Linked DNA regions of Homo sapiens: all the other regions are linked to region 1. Evidence: chromatin contacts called from ENCODE Hi-C or POLR2A ChIA-PET data. All regions are on one chromosome and are shown on one strand. The core of a region is the stretch at or near the end of the contact, and the rest is flanking DNA. Distances in the headings are between cores, read along the strand shown. Region 1 holds the start of KLC1 (kinesin light chain 1). Region 2 holds the start of INF2 (inverted formin 2). Region 3 has its middle 7.3 kb from the start of LINC02280.

Region 1 (5,007 bases), core at 1,269-3,768:
TTGGCCTTTTCTCCTTTCCCCCAACACTCCAGGGTCATTCCTGCCTGAGGACTCCTGCCCTCAGAGCTCTCCTGGGGCTTTTATTTATTTTGTTTTGAGACAGAATGTGGCTCTGTTGCCCAGGCTTGAGTGCAGTGGTGTGATCTTGGCTCACTGCAACCTCTGCCTCCCAGGTTCAAGCGATTCTCCTGCCTCAGCCTCCCGAGTAGCTGGGACTACAGACGTGCGCCACCACGCCTGGCTAATTTGTTGTATTTTAGCAGAGATGTGGTTTCACTGTGTTGCCCAGGTTGGTCTTGAACTCCTGAAGGCAATCCACCTGCCTCGGCCTCCTGAAGTGTTGGGATTACAGGCGTGAGCCACCTCGCCGGCCTCTCCTGGGGCTTTGAACGCCTGCCTCCCTCCTCTCATTTGGGTCTCAGGTCACCCGCCTGCCTCTGAGTTCACCCCTGACCACCTAGACTCTGCCTGTTCCATCATCTTTGTTCCATCTCTGCCTGTTCCATCATCTCGGCAAGATCCGGTATTTCCTTATGTGTTTATGGCCTACTTCTCCTCACTGGAATGTAAACTCTTAGAAAGCAGAGATCTTATCTATCTTGTTCACCTATGCATCCTTGGCTGTTATGAGGATCATGGGAGAGCAACAAATATTTATTGAGGAAATAAAAGAACAAGGTAATAAAGCCAGAACAAAGTGGTGGCAGTGGAGATGGATTCAAGAAATACTGAGAGGCCGGGCATGGTGGCTCACACCTGTAATCTCAGCACTTTGGGAGGCCAGCTGGGAGGATCACTTGTGGCCAGGAGTTCGAGATCAGTCTGGGCAACATAGCAAGATCTCCTCTCTGCAAAAAATTTAAAAAACATTAGCTGGGAGTGGTGGTGCACACCTGTAGTCCCTAGCTACTTGGGAGGCTGAGGCAAGAGGATCTCTTGAGCCCAGGAGTTCGAGGTTACGGTGAGCTGATTGCCACTGCCCTCCAGTCAGGGTGACAAAGATACCCTAACTCAAAGAAATATTGAGGAAGTAGAATCTTTTCCACCTGTTGTAGTAGGGCGTAAGGGAGCGGTGCAGGCATCCCAGGTTTCTGGCTAGGGTTGTGGGTGAGCAGAGGGGACAGTTACTGGGCGCAGCGGCACAGAAAGAATGAGCAGTCGATGCTTGGCGGTGCCCAGCCCAGTGGCTGAACTTAGTGACATCCAAGCTGCAGTCTGGCTGAAATCACTAACCTGAAAGTGGTATGGAGAAAGTTTGTTTGACCCTGACTCAGTGCCTCTCCCCGGGCCAACCCTACCGTGTTACCTAGGAGCTCCCCCTTTGTCTTTATAAATGAGATAAAAGTAACCAGACCTCCCTGGAAAAACCGAGGAGCACTTGCTTCTCTGGTGACTGCGGGGCCTAACTGCAGGGTTCACAAAGGGCTGCTGGTGCTGGGTGATAACATCGGAAAGGAACAGCAGTTCACAAGATGGGGCTGGGGGACTGGCCCAGGAACCCCTCCAGGTTAAATGATGCCTCCGGGCCCCGCACTTGGGACGTCTGCAGGCACTGGGAGGGTTTTTCCCAAGCCGCTGGCAGCAGCGAGCGGAGCCTCGCCCATTGAATCAGCATGCCCTCCCGGCTGGCTGCTGAGTCAGGCCTGCGGAGCCGGCGAAGCCGCAGGACTTGACCCAGGCGCGCTCCGCTGCCCTTCAGGCCGGGCTGGAGGTCGAGGCCCTGCAGCCAGGGAGATGCGCCGGTGGCTGCGTGGGGACAGAGGGGGGTTGTCTCCCACCCTCACAGTCTACACCCCGGCCCTTCCCCTTTGCCCGTCTGAGGCGCAGTTTGTGTCGAGGGGGAGCGCCTGGAAAGTTTCCTCGTACAGATACGAGGGTCCAAAAGCCCCGAGGAGAGGGAATAATGAGAAGGGGAGGGCGCAGGGTTAGAGGTCAGGGTCTCGACCAAAGGCTGTCGGTTTTCCTGGAGGAGGGAGAAAGGCCTGGCCGGGATCATCTGATTCCGGGGCCTCCCGAAGGCCTCCTAGCTGGGTTTTGGGGGGACCGAAACGAGCGCATGAAGCTCGCGGGCCTGGGAGTGGGGTGGGGCGGGAGCCCAGTGGTGGCGGCTGCGGCCGGGCCTGCACCGTCCCCGGCCGCATTCTGGTAGGGCCCACAGTCCGGCTGGAAGGGAAGCTGCCGAAGCGCTCGGTCATCGCGGCTGCGGAGTCGGAGAGGCCAGGGCCTGGCCGCCCACCCCGCGAGCCGCGCCCTGCCCCGAGCGCCCCACCCCCGTCCGCGTTACAACCGGGAGGCCCGCTGGGTCCTGCACCGTCACCCTCCTCCCTGTGACCGCCCACCTGATACCCAAACAACTTTCTCGCCCCTCCAGTCCCCAGCTCGCCGAGCGCTTGCGGGGAGCCACCCAGCCTCAGTTTCCCCAGCCCCGGGCGGGGCGAGGGGCGATGACGTCATGCCGGCGCGCGGCATTGTGGGGCGGGGCGAGGCGGGGCGCCGGGGGGAGCAACACTGAGACGCCATTTTCGGCGGCGGGAGCGGCGCAGGCGGCCGAGCGGGACTGGCTGGGTCGGCTGGGCTGCTGGTGCGAGGAGCCGCGGGGCTGTGCTCGGCGGCCAAGGGGACAGCGCGTGGGTGGCCGAGGATGCTGCGGGGCGGTAGCTCCGGCGCCCCTAGCTGGTGACTGCTGCGCCGTGCCTCACACAGCCGAGGCGGGCTCGGCGCACAGTCGCTGCTCCGCGCGCGCGCCCGGCGGCGCTCCAGGTGCTGACAGCGCGAGAGAGCGCGGCCCTCAGGAGCAAGGCGGTGAGTCCCCGGCGTGCGCCCCGGACCGCGGCCCCCTCCTCATCCTCCGCCCCGTCCCTGTCCCGCTCCTCTTCGGACCCGCCCCGGCCGTAACTCTGTCCCCATCCAGGCCTCCTTCCCGGTTTGGGTCCCGGCCCCTCTCCGTTCCCACCCCGGTACCCGCCCCAGTTCACCGCCCCGGCCGGTCCGCGACCCCTTCCAGGTTCAGGTCGGGTTCTTGTCCCCGGCCCTTTTGCCAGCCCCGGCTCCCGGCGCCGCGCGTCCTCCCCATCCGCGTCCCACTGCAGGTTCCGGTCCCCGGCCCTGCCCAGGGCCCCGCCCTGGCCCCGCATCCCCGGCTTGGCCCTGCTGCGGGCGGCGGCGGCCGTTCCCGGGGACAGCTGTGGACCCCGGGAACCCGCGACAGGGGAGGTGGCTGACCCCGGGATCGCGGCGGGCGGGGAGGCCGGAGGCCCGGCGGGGCTGGCTTTGTCCGATTCCTCCTCTTCCTTCCACCCCCGCCTCTCCCGGCACCGCCCTGAGCGGACGCGCCTGTCATTCTCGCGGGCGGCGGGGGGCCGGGTCCCTCCCGAGAGCTGGCTCCGCTTTGCCTCCTTGGCGACCCCTTATTTTCAGTAACCAGATGCGAAACGTTTCAGGCGACCCTGTTCACCTAGGCTGGCGTTGCTCCAACTAAACTTGAAGCAGCCTCCGTCCTGGAATGCTTTTTCCATGTAAAATTGGGTGTACCCTTTTCCTTAAGAAAATTAAAATAAAGCGTAAAAGTAGTGAAATTAATGCGTGATGGAGTGGATGGTTTTATAACTTAACATTTGTAGGTCATTTCTAGGTATATTTGTATTAGAATTGTTGCTGCCTGTTACTGTTTTATTATTTAAATGAATTAAGAATTTACATATTAAGCGTTTGAAAAGGAATACTTACAAAAATGATGTTTTTTAAAAATGTGAGAACAAAAAATTTGAGATATACTATTTCAGGTGTTCTGTAAAAGGGCAGTTAGAGCTTTGATTCTTTGCATTAGTTAAATCCCAAGGCCTTTTTTTTTGGTACGGCATGACTAAGCCATTGATCAGAATCAGCTCGGAATACATTGCACTAGTTTAGTGAAAGACACTTTAGAAAACTGGAAGAACCTCCTGAAGTTATATTACAGACATGGCCTTGCTTCTTTCAGGGATTGTCAGCAAGCCTGTTATGGTGAGAAATTTGACCTATTGCTCTGTTTCCTAAATATTTGTAGGAATACAATGATACTAAGTATGAAGTATATTTCAACTTGTATGGAATTCTGTGTGGGAGGGTAGGCACTCTAAAGAGCCAGTGTCTCTCCAAGTCATCAAAGAATGCAGCATCATGTTGCAGTTGAGCCTGGCAGCCCTGTCTGGCACTGAGTGCTGTGGAGGACCCAGGTGGTAACCTCTAACCCTACTGCAGCCTTGGCATTGTCTTAGAGAAAAGCATCCAGACATGCACAGGACTCTGGACAGCGTTTATCTCCAGCAAGGGGGGAGGGAATGACACTGGGGAGAGGCACACAGTATCTTCAGTATTTCATAGCAAATAACTGCAGTCGTTTAAACTTACACATTTTTTTTTTTTTTGAGATGGAGTCTCGCTCTGTCGCCCGGGCTGGAGTGTAGTGGCGCGATCTCGGCTCACTGCAAGCTCCGCCTCCCGGGTTCACGCCATTCTCCTGCCTCAACCTACTGAGTAGCTGGGACCACAGGCGCCCGCCACCACGCCCGGTTAATTTTTTGTATTTTTAGTAGAGATGGGGTTTCAACATGTTAGCCAGGTTGGTCTTGATCTCCTGACCTCGTGATCCGCCCACCTCGGCCTCCCAAAGTGCTGGGATTACAGGCGTGAGCCACCGCACCTGGCCCAAATTTATACATTTTTAAAATTTATACATTCTTAGGCATGTTTCTCAATGTTGGAAAAAAGTCAATGTGTAACTTTCTGTATAGGGCCATAAATTATCTTAAAACATACTTGTATAAAAAGAAACCTAGGATAGAAAAATCAAAAGTTGAGTGAAATGTATGATTAGTATCACCTGAAAACATTCTTTGTAGATAAGTGGAATGTTAGAAACCAGTATTTTATTTTTATTTATTTAGAGATGAGTCTCACTGTGTGGCTCAGGCTAGAGTGCAGTGGTGTGATCCCCGCTCACTGCAACCTCCGCCTCCCAGGTTCCAG
Region 2 (5,007 bases), core at 1,447-3,946, 1.1 Mb after region 1:
GCTCTCCACAGGCCTACAGTGGCAGGGCCACTCTTGCACTCTGTGCCAGTGGCCAGGAACATGTGGCTCCGCCTGGGTGTGTCACAGTACCAGCCTGTACCTGCACGACCCTGTTCTCAGGCATCTGGGTACCTGCAGCTGGGGGCCGGCACTTGTGTACCCGGCTCCGAGGAAGGACCGACACCCAGGAGGGGAGGCTCCAGGCAGGCCATGGCTTCCAGGAAGCAGCTCCGGAAGCCGCAGGCAGTGGCTGCAGGTGGTGTGTTTCTGAGGCCAAATCGGTCCTCTCTTCAACCCCAGGGCCAGGAAGCAAGCTCAGAATAGGGCCAGGATGGAGTCTGGGAGCGCTGGAGGTACAGAGGGTTGAGGGTGAGCCACTGAAGGAGAAGAGGAGGGGGCCTCTGTATGTCTCAGAAAATCAGTGCTCAAGCCGGGTTGAACCCTGCTGCCCCGGGCATGGTGGGTTCAAGCCTGACGGAAAACCCCCTTTCAGTGTCCACATTTCCACCCTCCCAGACCTCTGACCTCGGCCTCCACTCCACACACACACACACACATACACACACACACACACAGACACACACTCTTAATCAGGGCCCAAAGCCCTCCTCTGCACTCCCTGCCGACCCCAGGGACTTCTCCAACCTCTCTCCAACTAAATCACATTCACCCCACCTTCTTCACCCTGCTCCGGCCTGTGCTGGCCTCTCTGGACCAGGTGTGCAGCTCGGAAGCACGACTGGGTGCAAGGGAGACAGCCCCAGGCAGGAGCGGCCCTGGGGGCGCTGGGCCTCCCTCCCCCATCAGGGCAGGAAAGGTGGACCCCTCGCCCACACCTGACCTCCTACTCCAGCCTCTGAGTAAGGCTCAGGACTCTGACTTTCCCCCAGGCAGGTGGACAGGGGAGGGGGCTGCAGGTCAAAGCTCACTCCCCACCAACCTCCTCACATTCCTCCATTCACTGGATCAACAAACACACCCACTGCCCAGCACCGCTGCCAGGCATCAGCTCCCAACGCAGATGAGTCAGCCCCGCCCGTGCCCTCCAGGGTGGGGTGGTACCAGGGCAGGCACCAATGTTCGGGTCCAGGAGTGCACCAGGAGACCCAAAGCCCAGCTTGAGGGAGGGCAGGAAGGCCTTCTGCTCTGGAAGGGGCCCTGGAGCCCGGTGTGGAGGGCCGGAGGCCGGCCTTCCAGGTGCATTCCAAGAATTGCAGAGTGCCTGTCTAGGAGCAGCGGCCGCCCAGGTTGGAGGGTGTCCAGTGAGCGCCTGCCTTGGCTGGCTCCTCAGGCACACCCGGGGCTGTGGCCTGCAGCTGCTCCTGCACTGGGGCTGAGCCAGCAAACTTCCGGGGCTGGGGCTGCTGGGCAGGGCAAGGTCCGCACAGGGAGCAGACAGACGCAGCCTGCAATTCGGCGCTTATCCCCACCGGAGCGGAGGCACACCAAAGCCAAAGGACACGCAGCTGGCCTCAAAGCAGAAGCTGCATCGGGGCTGGGAAGCCATTCAGGAGCCCTTTTCTCTCCCCTCGCCCTCACCCTGAGCCCTGGCCGCCACGGCCCACACAGCAGGCCCTCCGGAGAGAGATGTCAGGACTCCGAGTGGAGACACTTTATCCGCATGTTCTTGACCCTCATACAGCCCTTACGGGTACTTATTCTATTTTACAGATGGGGAAACTGAGGCTCCACAGAGTCATATCCGAGCCTGAGGCCGCACAGGGAGTGCTGGCGCCGGTTCTCAGGGCAGGGGTTGTGTCTGCTCTGTCACATGTCACACGGGGGCTCCCCCAGGCCTGCCTTCCTCTGCCCTCCCTCTAGCTGCCAGTGGCCCCCAAACCCCAGGCCTGGTGCGCTGCTTCCTGCAGCTCTGACTGAGGGTCAGACGTCAGAAGGGACTTCCAGAGCTGGGGTCTGGCTCTCATCCAACCAGGCTGGCTTTCAGAGCCGACTATGGGCACGCCCCATGCTGGTCAATGTCGGCGGTGGGGGGATGGGTGCCCCCCTCAATCTAGGAGACAGATGAGGCCGGACAGCAGAGGGGTGGCAGAGAAAACCCACCCCATTGCGACACCTCCGCGGCCCTCATGCAGCTGTCTCCACCAACCGGCGAAGTGCGGCTGCCCAAGACCGCCGAGACCCCATCAAGGGTGGAAGGGGGTCAGGCAGGGCTGCGGAGAGGAGGCCACATGGGTGGCCTGGTTGATGGGTAGGCTCTCTCTCCCCAAAGCCTGGGAAGAGCCATCTCTGCTGAGGGATCCCCGAACGCGGGGACTCCGGATCCGGCTGGCTGGAACGGGAGTCCCGGGCCGGGGCAGAGAGAGGTGAGCGGCGCCTGGGAGGCCAGTCCCACCGGAGGATAGGGGTGTAGGTGGACGGGAGGCGGTGGAGGGCAGGGACGGGGCGGACAGTGGGGGCTGAGGCGGGAGACGGCCCCGATCTGCGCGTCCCACCCCCATCTCCGCCCACCAGGAGCCAGGCCAGCAGGGACCGCGAGGGGGCGGCCAGGTTATTCACGGGAGTGGGGAGACCCCTTAAAGCGCCCTCAGGGACCGGCCACAGTGGGCGGGGCCACCCCCAGCCACCCACCTCCCCCCCCAGGCCCCGCCCCCGGCCCGCGCTCGCTCCCCACGTGGCCGCTGACGGGCGGGGCGGCACCTCCTCTTCCTCCCGCCCGCCCCGCCCGCCCCGCGCCCGCCAGGAGCCACCGTCCGAGCCTTGCGGAGCGCGGCAGTGGGCGCCGGCTGCCCGCAGCCCCTGACCCGGCCCCGGACGGAGCGCCGGCCGCACCACCGCCCTCTGGCCGTTGCCTCACCGGGTAAGTCCTTGGCCTCGGGGTCCGCTTGGAGCTTCAGGGGAAACTGAGTCCGGGAGGAGGCAGGGGCGTGCTTGGGTCCAGGAGCGAGGTTCCGGGCTGCGGCGTGTGTGCCCAGGTGGCGGCGGGCGGTCCGGCGGCGCAGGGTACAGTTCCCGGGCGGGGACCCCAGGGCGCCCCTGGCCCCCCCGGCTCCGCGCGCCCCGCTCGGGACTATGGTCCTCCGCGCCGAGGCACCGCCCGAGCGCGCACTGGCCGCAGAGTGGTGGGCCCAGGGTCGGCCGGGCCTACTCCCAGGGCAGGCGGGATTTCCGCGCCTCGCGGCTGCCACATCCTGACCATGAATCAGCCACAGTTGGGAAAATAAACTTCAACTTCGGGTCCGCCGCCCGGGTGGCACCCCGAGGTGCGCGCCGGCCTGCGGCCCCACCCTGACTGCTTGGCTTCCAGCTGCCCACGCGCAGGTGGGCGCACAGGGAGCCCTTCCCACCCCGCAACCGCTGGCAGGCTTAGGGGAATCAGCCTCCATCACAGCTCTCTGTTCCTTTTGGGTGGGGTAGGATCCAATCCCTGTACGCCCCCAGACCCACCCGTCAACCCTCTAACTGGGGAGTCGCCCCAGGAGTGACCATGACTAAGGAGGGGAAGGCGGGGTGACCAGCTGTGTCCCTGACCGTCCCCAATGCCCCCTGGGGAGCACAGGCGTGGGGGGTGGTCTGTCTGTCTGGGCCTTCTGGGGCTCAAGCTCCCCACCCAGGGCTCCCGCAGCTCAGCTGTGACCACAGCATTACTGCCCACTCCAGCTGGACACACCAGGAGGCAGAGAGGCAGAGACCCTGCCCAGGCAGGGAACCAGGAACCCAGGAACCGGGCCAGAGGTCAGGCACACCCAGAAGGCGCTGGACGTAGGAAATTCCCTTACTGCCAGCCCTGCCCCTCCGTCTGGCACTGGAATGGAGCAGGATACTCGCCCTCTTCCGGCCTCAGTTTCCACATCTGCACTCTGAAGGGTGGGACAGCAGCTCAGGCTGGGACCTGCTCCCTGCCGCCCTGCACTGGGAAGGTGGGGTCCCAGAGCAGTGCCTCAGACCCCGAGGGTGCCACCCAGCCAGGGGCTTTTGGGGTGTCGGTGCTCAGCCCCCAGTGCAGCAAATAGTAGCATTGGGTTCCAGGCCTGGGGTCTGAGACCTCACACTGCTCCCACCCCTACCAGGGCAGCAGCAATTTTCTGTTCTAAAAGCCAGGTTGGTGCAGTGGGCCCTGCCCAGGCCCTGCCCTCCCATCCCTGGACTGTCATGGGCCCTGCAGCCCGGCAAAGGGGATGTCGCTAGTGGGGACGGACCAAGTGGCCAGGTGCGACTGTAGCCTCCACAGCCAGGGCTCCTGAGTTAACCTTCAGGTGAGCGCCCACTTTGTGGAGGAGCTGACGGCTGTCAAGCGAATGACACACACCGCACATGTGGGGACGTGGAAGCTCCTACCTGAAATAGACTCTGCGCCTTCCATCAAAGTGCAGTTACTTCCTGGGTTGGAAAAGTTATGCGGTTCATGCAGGCTGCGGGAGGGGTGGGTGGTGACTGGAAAGTGATGCGGTGCTGCCTGTGGGTGTGGGGCAGGACGCAGCTGGCCCAGCTCTGGACGGGGACAGTGAAGTAAGCTCAAGCCCCTGGCTTTTTGCTGGTGCCTGGAGGTCAAATTTCCCTGTAGTCAGGAATGAGACCTGACTCCCTGCTGCCAGCCCCTCCCCTACCTCCATCTTGCAAACAGCAGGTGTCTGATAGGTGTGTGGTTCATGGCCCAGTGGACACATTACATTGGAGAAGGCACACCCACCTCTGTTTTCAGGATGGTGGACGGGAAGGCCGGGAGGTGGAGGCCACATAGGAGCCAGTCTCTGGAGGGTGGTCCCCAGGGGCCACAGCAGACCCAGGCCTAGTGGACACCTAAAGTCAAAGACTAAGTTCTACCAACGGTGGGAAGGAGAGAGGGCAGGGGCACGGGCTCCCCGTCGCTGGAGGGGTGAGCAGGGTCCAACCACCTGGCCCCCTGTTAGAGAGGCTTCCACTCCTGCCAGCCTCACCCTAGGAGGGAGAGTCCTGCCTGGTCTGCCTCTGAGCACCCAGACAGCCTGGGTCCTGAGCTGGGGTGAGGTCTGCTCACACAGCTGCCCCCCAGCCCAGTGCCGGTATACC
Region 3 (5,007 bases), core at 931-3,430, 1.0 Mb after region 1:
CTGGCTGTGTGCAACAAAGCCCTGTGGAAAGTGGAGGGTGATAAAGGCAAGGCAGACCTGAGTATTGGGCAGTCGTAATGATCTGTGAGCCAGGAGGGGCGTGATCAGGAGGAGGATGGAAACACTGGCTATCTTTGAATTCTAAATATACTTGTTAAAATTCTAAGAGTGACTATTTTAAAATAGAAATAGAGCATATAACTTCCACTTAACTCTCCAAGGAAAAAATAGAATGTCAGACTGAGCCAGAGCCATGGAAGAGTGCTCAGGCAGCGGGAGCTACACGTGCAAAGGCCCTGGGGAAGGAGGGAAGAGGCGCATGCCTGGCACTGATGTCAGTGCGGCTGGAGGCAGACGGGCGCAGAAAGGGGTCTGAGACGTGGCTGAAGGCAGCAGGACCAGACAGGATGGGGCCTCAGGGCCGTGGTTCTGAGCTTCATTCCAACAGCAGGAAAAGGGAGGCATGTTTGTAACCTGCAGGGAGGCGGGAGCCATGGACAGGATTGCATCTGTGACTTGCCAGCATCCCGCCGGCTCCCATGGGAGCAGACTGCCCTCAGGCCCCAGCGGAGGGAGGGAGAACAGACAGAACAATTTTGGCCCCTGGACATGGTGGCGGCAGGGGAGGTGGTGAGCAATGCAGGAAGGGAGACTTAGGAAGCAGTGCCTAGCTCCTCGGTGTGGAGGCAGTGAGGGGAGGGAAGAACACGGAGAGAGGCTGGCTCGGGGCTTGACAAAGTGGTGGGGTGTCCCACGGGAGGCAAAAGCAGATGGTGGGGGCGGGCGAGAGAGTCACGGTTCTTTCAGCCTCATCAAGTGTGTGTTTCTGAGGACGTGGAGGGCGGTGGGAGGCTGACGGTGCACAGACAGCGCGGGAGCGGGGGCGGGGGGCAGTCTTCATAGATGAGATGGGGCACGGCCCCTCCGGAGAGGAGGCCTCTCCTCGGGGAGAGGAGGGGATGACAGAGGCAGAGGTGGGGCAGCCAGGGAGGTAGGAGGGTGCTATGGACTGAAGTGTGGCCCCCCCAAATCCTTATGTCAAGCCGCAACCCCCAATGTGACTGATTTGGAAATAGGGTCTTTAGAAGGTAACTACGACCTTTACGAAGTCATAAGGGTGGGCCCTAATCCAACAGGGCTGTGGCCTTCCAAGAAGAGGAGGAGACACCAGAGGTGGGCGCAGCAAGGCCGGGAGAAGGTTTCATGAGAAACCAGCTCTGACACTGGTGGCACCTTGATCTTGGACTTCCAGGCTCCAGAGCTGTGAGAAAATAAAGGTCTATCGTCTAAGCTGCCCAGGCTGAGGTCTTCTGTTACGGTAACTTGGGCTCACTCATCCAGAGGGGAACCAAAAGCATGTGGGGTCCTGGCACCCACAGGCAAGCGCTGTCAAGAAAGAGGAAGCAGAAAGCATGTGCATGGCTGCTCCTTCAGAGCCTGCAGAAAACTGTGCAGACAGGGCACGGGCACAAACCCATGTGAGCAGAGAAGCATCTCTCCGGGTGCACACCCGCACTGCTGAGATGCACCTGCCCCCGCAGGGCTCAGATGTTCCCTGTGAGAGCAGTGCCATCCCCCACGCCTCCTGAGGCTGCCTGGGTCCCATAATGGCCACCGTGCCATCTCCTATCCCACAAGCCCTCCTAACCCTGCCTCTCCCTCGTCAAGAGGCAGGGGCTGTGTCCCCTCCCCTTGAGCCTGGCCAGGCCTTTGGGTCTCTGCTGACAGAGGATAGCAGAAGTGAGCTGGGTTAGCTTGGTGCATTACAGTTGCTCACGCCTGTAATCCCAGCACTTTGGGAGGCCGAGGCAAGACGGTCACTTGAGCGGAGGAGTTCAAGACCAGCCTGGGCAACATAGTGAGACCCCCCTCTCTACAAAAAAAAAAAAAATTGTTTTAATTAGCCAGGCATGGTGACACACATCTGTAGTCCCAGCTACTCACAAGGCTGAAGCAGGAGGATCGCTTGAGCCTAGGAGGTCAAGGCTGTAGTGAGCCATGATTGCACCACTGCACTCCAACCTGGGCAACAGAGCAAGACCCTCTCTCAAAAAAAAAAAAGGGACTGGGTGACTTGCAAGGCTATGTTCTGTCAACTGACAAAAAATAGACCAACACTGTAGATCAGGAAACAAAAGAGAAGGAGGGCCTCAGGAACTGCGGTTCAGGAGACACAGATCTAGCAAGGAGCTCAAACGTGTCTGTGCGGGGGAGGCCGGGCAGGGGCTTACAAAGGTTTGCTGTGAGTCTACACATCCGGAAGCTGTTGGCATGGTCCATGACCGACGGTGGGGGCTTAACAGCTTAGGACAGCTCTGGCTGATGATCAATCTAGTCAGGTGTGCCTGTCTCCAGGAGACCAGTGATCAGGCCCGGTGTGAATGGTTCAAATCAAATGCAGCTGGTTCACGATCCGGCCCAGGTCAACAGATCAATTCTATCTGGCGAGTTGGACGGGGTCCAGCTCCTCTTGCCCTCCCAGTTCCTTTTTAGATAGCCCTGACATAACCATCTCCATTACGGATTTTCTTTTCACAGCTCTGGAGTCCACGCACCTCCATCTTGTTCTCCTGGGAGGCTGACTTGGGCTCCAGCCACCATGCCGAGTGAACCATGACAGAGGTGGCCCTCCAGCCCCCACTCGGGCACCCCGGCTGATGCCACGTGGACAGAGATGAGACAGTCCTGCTGAGCCCTGCCCAAATTGCAGATTTGGGAGCAAAATGCATGGTCTCTGGGATTTACGTCTGAGGGTCATTTGTGACGCAGCAACAAACAGATGCATTTTGCCGGTGGCGCATCCGCCCACGACGGAGCCTGGCTCAGCTCTGCAGGTGCGCTGCACCACCCCTGGTGTCCTGGCGTCACTGGTACCTGTTTCTCTCTCAAAGCTGTCCTGGTTTGGAAGATGAGTGGTACAGCCATCCCATCAATGCGAAACCAAAGGCCCCCTGAGGCAGCCCCCACAATTGAAGAGCAGGCTGCCCTCAGAAGGGGCCCAAACCCCTGCCATTGGACCAAACTGGCTGATTTAGTTTCCTGCCCTCTAAAGTGGAAATTAAGAAACTGACAATGAAAATGTCCCCTTTAGGCTGGGAGCGGTGGCTCATGCAGATAATCCCAGCACTTTGGGAGGCTGAGGCAGGAGAATCACTTGAGCCCAGGAGATGGAGGTTGCAGTGAGCTGAGATCGCACCACCGCACTCCAGCCTGGGTGGCAAAGCGAGACCCTGTCTCAAAAAAAGTCATAGCTTGACTTCCAGAGTCTTCCTGTCTGCCCGGTGCTGGTCGGTGGTCTCTGGAAGCCCTCCAGCTGCCACCTTCCTTTCTGTCCCTCCCCGGGAGGGATATGCAGGCCCAGAGGAGGTGACTCCAGGCGGGTGGTCCCAGAGGAAGGGGGCTCCACCCTTCCCCTGAGTAGTGGGGAATGTGGCTTCACCCTTCCCCTGCATAGTGGGGAATGTTTGGGATCTGCTGGGAGGGGTCTGCCATGGGGGCAGTGTGGGAAGGTACTCAGAAACCACCAGCACCCCCCACCCTGGTGGCCCTGGATTCTGGTGGGGCCACTGGAAGCCCGGACCCATGCAGGTCTCAGCAACATCACCCCCTCCACAGTGAGATCCGTGTCAGAGTGACCCGCCCCAACCAGTCCCAGGGCTCCCTGCTTCTCAGACCCTCCCTCCTTCCCAGCCCAGAGCCCCTCCCTCCGAAGCTTCCCTTCTCCTACTCCACCCCTGCTGTGGGGAGAAAAGACCTGCAGAGTACCCCAACAAGCCCTCTGCACTGGGGGAGGGGTGCACGTCCACTCACCCAGAAGGGGATTGGGAACCAGAAGCCAGGTGAGCCTCCCTGAGATCACAGGGCCTGATTCCGGGACCCCAGTGTCCAACACCTGCCCCCCCAGGGTGCTCCACAGCCCCTGCCTACACCTCAACCCCCCTCCACCTCCACATCTGTTCAGGTGATGTCCAACACCACCCGAATCTTACTGACCACTGGTGAGAAAGGGAGGGGCGAGGTTGGCCTCTGCATGGTAAAGCTGGGTAAACTGAGGCAGCACGTTCTGGGCAGCCCAGGACGCCCAGGTTCCCGCCAGCCCACGGCCTCTCCCGCCTTGCACGGGCTTCACAGTTTGCCAGCGAGGGCACAAACGGGGGCTCCGCGGGCCGGCGACTCACCGCGCCTTCCCTACCCCGCCCCAGTTTCTCCCATGGAGCTGGTCTGCAGGCCCGGCATCCACAAGCCCCACCGCACTGCACCGCTCTGCAGGTCGCTGGCGCCTGTTCTGGCCTCGCTGGGACCCCCACCCAGACGCACCCCACAGCCAACTCCACCGGACCCACGCTGCCCGAGTATTTTTAGCAGAGGGTCAGATGCCTCTTAAACCTCAGCTGAGACGTGAATTTCCTCCCTGACAGCTGCGGCCAGGAGCCGCACGTCCTGCCTGGCGGGCGTGGGCGGTTCTGACCTCGGAGGCACAGCTGCAGGGTCTGCAGTCCTCTGGGAACTTCCTCCTCCCAGGTGCCCCGATTTGGGCTCCCTGGGTGCCTCCGCCCCAGGCCGCCCACCAGGCGCTCACTTGCCCGGTCCTCCGTCTGGAGCCCCTCCCGATGGCCGTCGCCACCCACTCTCCTTCTCTGTCTGGAAGCTTGGAGAGCAAGAGCAGAGGCCTGGGTTCAGATTCTCAGGGATCTGGGTTCAAGTCCTGCCCCCACCCCCCTGCACTTGGGAAAGCTGCTACCTCTCAGAACCCGTTTCCTCCACTGTGAAGTGGAAGGAAAATTGCCCACCTGGGGGCTGTTGCGACTATAACCAGCCAGCGGTGCCTGCAGCACCCACAGACCCCCAGGCGTCTTCAGGGCTCCCTGTGCCCCAGCCAGCGCCAGGAGCCTGCAGGACCGAGAGGGGCCCTGGCAGGGCTGCACAGATATTCAGATGTTCAGACCTGAGGCCCAAGACCTGCCTGCCAGGACAGGGACGCTCCTGCCTGGGGATGCTGGGGTCCCA

What was found. A loop is a pair of places that touch in the nucleus more often than their neighbours do. ChIA-PET counts read pairs that join two places held with the same protein, here RNA polymerase II (POLR2A). Pooled maps may share reads with other maps.
Region 2: a pooled map shows a loop between it and region 1 (2.5-fold over the local background). The contact joins the promoter of INF2 here to the promoter of KLC1 in region 1. A Hi-C loop is called at or near these places in 1 of 37 single-sample maps with no recorded cell type and 2 of 50 pooled maps. POLR2A ChIA-PET finds 5 or more read pairs at or near these places in 1 of 52 experiments (BJ).
Region 3: a loop to region 1 is called in a pooled map, with 5 times the contacts of the local background. The contact joins the enhancer-like site here to the promoter of KLC1 in region 1. A Hi-C loop is called at or near these places in 2 of 37 single-sample maps with no recorded cell type and 3 of 50 pooled maps.

The regions. Positions count from the first base shown.
Region 1 is chr14:103,626,693-103,631,699 of GRCh38, forward strand. It overlaps KLC1 (kinesin light chain 1), which reads left to right and starts at 2,519. Exons shown (of 17, transcript NM_001394837.1): 1 at 2,519-2,802. LOC105370688 (a long non-coding RNA gene) reads right to left here and starts at 2,451. Exons shown (of 3, transcript XR_944248.2): 1 at 2,340-2,451; 2 at 1,047-1,233; 3 at 810-848. RefSeq lists an enhancer at 1,557-1,646 and silencers at 2,087-2,286, 2,377-2,736, 2,787-2,906, 2,997-3,046, 3,087-3,266.
Region 2 is chr14:104,686,922-104,691,928 of GRCh38, forward strand. INF2 (inverted formin 2) reads left to right here and starts at 2,697. Exons shown (of 23, transcript NM_022489.4): 1 at 2,697-2,818. RefSeq lists enhancers at 691-1,678, 1,679-2,668 and silencers at 2,361-2,620, 2,721-2,810, 2,831-3,070, 3,161-3,210.
Region 3 is chr14:104,655,776-104,660,782 of GRCh38, forward strand. No RefSeq gene overlaps it. Among named protein-coding and RNA genes, the nearest start is that of LINC02280, 7.3 kb to the right of the region's middle. RefSeq lists enhancers at 70-570, 571-1,071, 1,288-1,397, 2,548-2,677, 2,728-2,797 and 2 more. Within about 2 kb of position 2,181, at least 7 of the 41 ENCODE cell types and tissues checked have a DNase peak (open chromatin) inside an H3K27ac peak, as active enhancers do.